Linked DNA regions of Homo sapiens: region 2 is linked to region 1. Evidence: read pairs that join two places in POLR2A ChIA-PET (ENCODE). Cell type or tissue: Panc1. All regions are shown on one strand.

Region 1 (4,000 bases):
GCCAGGCATGGTGGTGGGCGCCTGTAATCCCAGTTACTCAGGAGGCTTAGGCAGGAGAATTGCTTGAACCCAGGAGGCGGAGGTTGCAGTGAGCTGAGATTACACCCCACTGCACTCCAGCCTGGGCGAAAAGAGTGAAACTCCATCTATAAAATAAAAATAAAATAAATAATTCTCTCAAGCATCACCACTTCTCCTTGACCCCAAGTCTGATTCTGATTTTTCATTTTGTTCACTGAGCTCCCCAGAAAATAAGTTCCTTAAAGATAATGAGTGATAGGCCAGGCGCGGTGGCTTACGCCTGTAATCCCAGAACCTTGGGAGGCCGAGGCGGGTGGATCACCGAGGCCAGGAGTTCCAGACCAGCCTGGCCAACATGGTGAAACCCTGTCTCTACCAAAAAACACAAAAGTTAGCCGGGTGTGGTGACGCGTGCCTATAATCCCAGCTACTCGGGAGGGTAAGGCAGGAGAATCGCTTGAACCTGGGAGGCGGAGGTTGCAGTGAGCCAAGATCATGCCACTGCACTCCAGTCTGGGCAACAGAGTGAGACCCTGTCTCAAAAAAAAAAAAAAAAAGATCAAGAGTTATTTGATTTTGTATTCCCAATGCCTGGCTCAGTACCTGGCACATAGTACATTGGCAGGTCTTAGGTCTTTTCAGTACTCACCATTTTGGCCTGAAGATCAAGCAGTTTTCTCACACGAAATGGTTTGACTAGAAAACATAAAGGAAAGACGTACTATGCATTTGGATTCAGAATAAAAAGAAATTGGTTATATTTAACCACCATGCAATTCATACAGTTTCTTCTTGTAACATATCAAGGAAATAAATACCTGTTCAGTTAAGCCATTAAGCAGATGCTCTTAAAGTACTAAAAAGCAATTTCCACAAAATGACTTCTGTCATATAACTAATGCTAATAGTTATTTTAACTTTATAAAGGCCAATACAAATGCTAATTCTACAAAGTATAATACAACTGTAATGAAAATACTCACCATTCTCTTTTTTGGTAAGTAAATATAACAAATGGCAAACATAAGGGCACTGTTAAAACATAAAAAAATATTAAGAGAAATGATAATATGTCTTGAACAGAGGGGCAACACATTTTCCTCAAATGTCAATCTTACGCTGATTAAGTAAAAAACCTTCAGGACTTCACTGAACAATAGTTTTACAAAGAGTCTCTTTTTCCTACTGTATAGTGATAAAAAAACAATAGTTTTAATCAGCATTTCATTAGGTCATTTTTTAGTTATTTTTGGAATGTAAAGGTATTGCAGACAATTTGAAAAACAGAATTACCTATCATCCTCCTACCTAACAAAAATTAATGTATTCCTTTCAATATTTGCATGTATGTATTTAGTTACTAAATTCATACAAATATTGAAAGGAATGCATGAATTTTTGTTATTCCTTTCAATATTTTTATGTATGTGTATTGTTAGTTGGTGGAGACAAGGTCTCACTATGTTGCCCAGGCTGGTCTCTAACTCCTGGCCTCAAGTGATCCTCCTGACTCAGCCTCCTAAAGTACTAGGATTACAGGCATGAGCCACTGCACCTGGCCCATACTTATTAAGACATAAACTTGAAACTTTTATCCTGATTTCCTATTTAAAACCATTTTCCCATGTTGTTTAGTCTTCAAAATTATCATTTTCAATGATGCTTCATATTCCAGTCAGTATATATACAAGAATTTAGTTAACAGCTTAGTCTTCAGTTTGGCAAACAGTATGCACTCAATTTGCTAATTAAATTATTGTATGACTGATTCCCTTCTACCATTTCATTTTCAGTGTCCATCTGTTGAGGTCTTACTCTAGATCAGGGGTCAGGAAACTATGGTCTACCTGTTTTTGTAAATAAAGTTTTATTGGGACACAGCCACATCATTCATTTATTTATTGTCTACAGCTGCTTGCACACCACACCAGCAGAGTTGAATAGTTGTGACAGAGACAATATGGCCTTCATGCTCAGAATATTTACTACCTATCCCTTTAAGAAAAAGTTTGCCAATACCTTCTCTAAATAATAGGAAAGTGAAAAAATATTTAATAGTACTAGAGAAAGCAACAAGAGCAAAGACTTTCTTTAAACAAATTTGTATTTTTGTAGTCATGACTCTAAACTTTAAAGTCTAAACTACAGCATATTCCATACTGCCTCTTCTGTACTTAGAAATGGTTTGAGAAAGAATCTAAACATACTTTTAAGAAGCATGAATTTAGATATGGAATTTTTATTTTATTTTTTGAGACGGAGTTTCACTCTTGTTGCCCAGGCTGGAGCACAATGGCATGATCTCGGCTCACTGCAACCTCCGCCTCCCGGGTTCAAGCGATTCTCCTACCTCAGCCTCCCAAGTAGCTGAGATTACAGGCATGCACCACCACACCCGGCTAATTTTGTACTTTTAGTAGAGACAGGGTTTCTCCATGTTGTTCAGGGTGGTCTCGAACTCCTGACCTCAGGTGATCTGACCACCTTGGCCTCCCAAAGTGCTGGGATTACAGGTGTGCGCCACCACACCTGGCCGGAATCTTTTTTTAAAAGAAAGAATACATGTTATGACCACATCTGCCATATACTACACAGAGAATAGCAATTTTCAGTATAAAAAATGTGTTATGTCATATGCTTAAGGATATGAACTACTAGCAATACTATCATGTTGAATATGAAATGAGTGTTACACAATCACTTGCCCTAGACTCCATTATTATAGGAAATCTGACATTCTCTTTTAATCACATCTAGAAAGGAAAAACTCATATATTTTAATCATTTTACAATTGCCTTTCTGGCAAATATTTAGGTTGGTGCAAAAGTAATTGCAGTTTTTGCCATTTCAATGGCAAGAACTTTAATAAGTACTTGGGTTATAAAAGGCTCAGTCCCTGACTGGAAGAACTCAGTCTATTGAGCTGTTAGAAGAAAGCAGAAAGCGTCTCTTCTTATTTCCTATTCTTTACAAAGTATGTTTAAACACAGAATTCATTTGTATTGCAATTTGGTCAGTTTATGAACAGAAACAATATGAGGTTAAGAGAGATGTCAAAGGTAAGAGAGAGACAATGACATACCACTTGTCATTCAACCACACCTGTGCACCACAGGACATGGAACAGGGATGAGCATCCTGCATCCTTACTTTCTATCGACACTTCCAAGGTTACCACTCTTTCACCGTTGTATAGAAAAAGACCTCCTCTGAGACTTAGTTCACCCAACTTTACTACCTCTACCTTACCTATACCCTGTCAGCTCACTACTAACCTAGTACCTTCCCCAAAATTCCGTGAGGATTTGGGCATCTCACTCAGTTTTCAGCTCTAACTCTAATCCCAATATCATGCCAGATGACTTTAATGTCCATATCAACAAATCACCGTGGTCTTACAGTTTACTGACCTCAATTCCAATGACCTGATAACCATCTATAGAAATATTGTGTATTAGATACTCTGAATGACCCTGACCGCTTTCCTGCCAGCTCAGCAATGTTTTTGACATCATATCCAGCTGTTGAAGCATGTTTCAGAGCTGGCATGAAAGCAAGAATCTGCAGTTCCCAAAAACAAAGTGAAAGTAGAAACACTAAATATTGAACAAGCTTTCTCACCAAGATTTTTTGCCAAACCTTAGAAACTTTGAACTTACGACTTTAATAGCTACAAAGGGAGGCAGGGATAGGTTAGGCAGGGGATAAAGCTTAGGACCCACCCAATGTGTAGATTATGCAGAGGATCTATTATAATAAAAAACTGGAATCCCCAAGAGCTACACACTAAGTGTATGGTTGTGAAATTAAAACTCCACTGTGTTGAACAGGACAGCAAGAAAACTTGCTTGTCCTGACCTTGGAAATGGGTGAAAGGAAAATAAAACCTTTCCCAAGAATTTGTAACCAGAAGCCAGCTCAAAAAACGTCTGCAGTTTGGCCAGGCGCGGTGGCTCATGCCTGTAATCCCAACACTTT
Region 2 (4,000 bases), 62 kb after region 1:
GCGATTCTCGTGCCTCAACCTCCTGAATAGCTGGGATTACAGGCACCTGCAACCATGCCCGTCTAATTTTTTTTTTCTTTTTTTATTAGAGACAGGGTTTCACCATGTTGGCCAGGCTGGTCTTGAACTCCTGACCTCAGGTGATCTGCCTGCCTCGGCCTCCCAAGGTGCTGGGATTACAGGCGTGAGCCACTGCACCTGGCCTATGGTTTGATTTTTTTGATCTCCAACTAATTCATCTGAGATTTCAGTTGGTGTGTGGTAGTCGGAGCTCAGATTTTAATGGGCATCACCTGGTATGCTTGTTACAACCCTAGATATTCCTGAACCCTATAACTGCCCTATGGGTTCTTCCTGCCCACTGCACAAACAAAACAGACCACGACATTGCAGTAGAGAAAGAGTTTAATTGACACAAGGCCAGCCAAACCATCTCCTCAAAGTATCAAAGTATCAAAGGTTAGGGGTTTTTCAAAGGTAGTTTGGGGGAAGGTGTGGGGGTGGCTAGGCAATGGGTGCTGATTGCTTGGTTTGAAAATGAAATCATAGGGATTGGAAGCTCTCCTCTTGCACTGAGTCACTTCTGGGTGGGACCACAGGAGTGGTTGGTGGGTACAGGTGGAGCCATGGGTGTCAGACATCCAAAAGACCTGGAGACATCTCAAAAGGCCAATCTGAGGTTCTACAATAGTCATGTTATCTGCAGGAGTAATTGGAATAGTTGCATATTTTGTGACCTCTGGAATAATGGCTGGAAATCATTTAACTATGCCTACATCTTAGTATAATGCAGGCCCCTCTCATCCTCCTAACCTGGTTGGTGGCCTTTCATTAGTTTTACAAGGGTGGTTTAGTTTTTGGGAAAGGCTGTTATCATTTAAACTATAAACTAATTTTCTCTCAAAGTTAGCGTGGCCCATGCCCATGAATGGCCAAGGACAGCTTGAAAGTTGAAGGCAAGATGGAGTCAACCATGTCAGATTTCTCTTAATGTCATCATTTTGCAAAGGCAGTTTCAGTGACCTGGAAGCTGAGGGAGACTGTTGCATACATTCAGATGGGAGGTCATAAGTTTCTGTGCTAAGGCAAGCTATACTGCATACTGCAAAATTTTCTCAAAATATGGTCAGGGACATCTGCAACATAATCAGCTTGGATGATTGTAACACATATGGATTCTGAGTCCCACCCCACACTTACTGAATTGTCCCACCCCACACCTACTGTGGTCCCGACCCAGGAGCAGACTCAGTCCAAGAGGGCCATTTTCCATACCCCTATGATTGCATCCCCAACCAAAGGGGAAGAGGAGGTGATGAAAGGTGTAGAGCTGTGTATGCATATAACTATAACTGCCTACCAAACTATCTTTGAAAAATTCTAGCCTCCAAATTTTCAGGGAGATTGATGTGAGTAATAACTCCATCTCCTACATGTTGTGGCCGAGCTCTCATCAATTAAACTCTTTTTTTTTTTTTTTTTGAGATGGAGTTTTTCTCTGTCACCCAGGCTGGAGTGCAGTGGCGTGATCTTGGCTCACTGCAACCTCCGCCTCCTGGATTCAAGTGATTCTCTTGCCTCAGCCTCCCAAGCAGCTGGGATTACAGGCACCCACCACTATACCCAGCTAATTTTTGTATTTTTAGTAGAGATGGGGTTTCCCCATGTTAGCCAGTCTGGTCTTGAACTCCTGACCTCAGGTGATCCGCCCACCTCAGCCTCCCAAAGTGCTGGGATTACAGGCATGAGCTGCCGTGCCTGGCCTAAACTCTTTCTTTACTGCAATGCTGTGGTCTCAGTGAATTGATTTTGTCTGTGCAGTGAGCAGGAAGAACCGGTCAGGTGATTGCATCACTACATCCTAAAATCCATCTATATACAGCTCCTAGAGTTATCTTGCAGAAACATCTTATGAAAAAAAAAAAACCCAAAAACTCTTCATTAGCTTCCTATTGTTACAGGAACTAGCTCAAACTCCTCATCCCAGCCCTCCAGACCCTTTGTTATTTTCCCTGACCTGTCTATCTGATCAGCCAATGGCCAATGGCTTAAGCACCAAACTCTTATCTAGCCAGGTCTGCCTCCTCATGGGCCTTGTACAATTATTACTCATTTCCTCTTTTCATGCTGCAGTCCCAGTTCCTCTCAGATTATTCATATCCTATGCATTCAACTCAATTATCACATTCTTTTCCTTCCTTTGGTACCAAGATGGTGGCTGTTTTCTGAGACTTACCAAAGCCCCAATAGTTGTGTATTCTCACACTGAGTATTATCTTCCTATCAGGTCATACAATCTTTGAGGGTGTGGTCTGTGAATCTATCCCTCATAGCATATAGCACAGTCCTAGGTGCACCAAAGAACTTGTTTAATGGAACCAAACCAGCCCTAAATGCCAACTAATTTTTGTAAGAGTTAAAGAAAGAGGAAAGAAACATGAAAAGTGGCTCAACAGACAAAGACAGGTTTATTTTGGATAATCAACCGGAGAGGGTCTTCTGGCCGATTTTGGTCAGGAGTGCTCTCTCTTACAGACTAAGAGTATTTATTGGTTTTAGGGTGAGGGAGCTTATTACAGGCTTGGAATGTTACTGTGGTGGGGAGAAGTTTATTGCAGGGTTGGAATGTCTCTGGTTGGAGGGGAGGTTACTTGGGGCTGGCATGTCTCTGGTTGGGGAGGGGTTTATCTTATGGTTGGAATGTTTCTGGTTGGAGATGTCATTTACGGTTTATGGTCATGTTGACCTTAGCCATTAGGCTGATGCCCTTTGGATTTAGGTGTTTTTTTGTTTGTTTGTTTGTTTTTGTTTTTGTTTTGAGAGGGACTTTCGTTATTGTTGCCCAGGCAGGAGTGCAATGACGCGATCTCAGCCTACTGCAACCTCTGCCTCCTGCGTTCAAGCAATTCTTGGCCAGGTGCGGTGGATCATGCCTGTGATCCTAGCACTTTGGGAGGCCGAGGTGAGTGGATCGCCTGAGGTCAGAAGTTCAAGACCAGCCTGGCCAGCATGGCAAAACCCTGTCTCTACTAAAAATACAAAAAATTAGCCAGGTGTGGTGGCAGGTCCCTGTAATCCCAGCTACTTGGGAGGATGAAGCAGGAGAATTGCTTGAACCCAGGAGGCGGAGGTTGCAGTGAGCTGAATTCACACCATTGCACTCCAGCCTGGGCAACAAGAGTGAAACTCCATCTCAAAAAAAAAAAAAAAAAAAAAAAAAAAGGAAAAGAAAAGAAAAAAAGAAGAAAAAAAAGCAATTCTCCTGTTTCAGCTCCTGAATAGCGGGGATTACAGGCATGCACCACCACGCCCAGCTACTTTTTGTATTTTTAGTAGAGACGGGGTTTCACCATGTTGGCCAGGCTGGTCTTGAACTCCTGACCTCAGGTGATACTGCCCGCCTCAGCCTCCCAAAGTGCTGGGATTACAGGCATGAGCCTCCTTACCCGGCCTTAGGTGGTTTTTGATCAAGGAGAACTTTAGAATTGTGGTGCTTGTCCAAGATGGCGATGCTCCTGCTTGGTAAATTTTAATATGTTATTTCTGAGAGCGAATGCTGTAGCCTCTCAGCTATCTTTTCCTTGCACCAAAATGAGAATGTTTGACAAATTCCTAGGGATTTCACTTTGTTGTGATTTGGTTTGCTAATAACAAAATTAAGTAAAAGGTTATCTTGGTTCCAGCTCTTATTTGAGTTAACAATATTCCTTATCATCTATGACATATCCACTTACTGACTTTCTGGTTGAAGGGTCTAACCTTTCCTATAATACGGGGTATTTCTTTCCCCTCTTACAAATGTAATGATTTCGCTTTTATAGTAGAATATGCTTTACCAGATTAAATAAATATAAAGGGGTTAATGGCTAAATAATTACATTATAGCTGCTTTAATCTCTTTTCTCTCTCTACCCCTCAGGGTTTTCCTCCTTGAATGACAGGCCTGCTTTAAATGAATTTGCCTGGATGCTCAAAATAGGTGGGGGTGAGGGAGGAAATG

Evidence for each region. Peaks named below come from ENCODE experiments on the same cell type or tissue, not always from the same donor. Only the 100,000 strongest peaks of a DNase experiment are listed, where the experiment ranks them.
Region 2: POLR2A ChIA-PET joins it to region 1 with 6 read pairs; 4 of 35 experiments call an interaction of 5 or more read pairs at or near these places.

What each region holds. Positions count from the first base shown.
Region 1 is chrX:101,117,455-101,121,454 of GRCh38, reverse strand. CENPI (centromere protein I) reads right to left here. Exons shown (of 22, transcript NM_001386188.2): 7 at 1,005-1,053; 8 at 671-717. Among named protein-coding and RNA genes, the nearest start is that of CENPI, 21 kb to the right of the region's middle. In Panc1, no CTCF peak of the experiment used is centred here; no DNase peak of the experiment used is centred here.
Region 2 is chrX:101,055,384-101,059,383 of GRCh38, reverse strand. No RefSeq gene overlaps it. Among named protein-coding and RNA genes, the nearest start is that of TRMT2B, 5.3 kb to the right of the region's middle. In Panc1, no CTCF peak of the experiment used is centred here; a DNase peak (open chromatin) is centred at 2,083.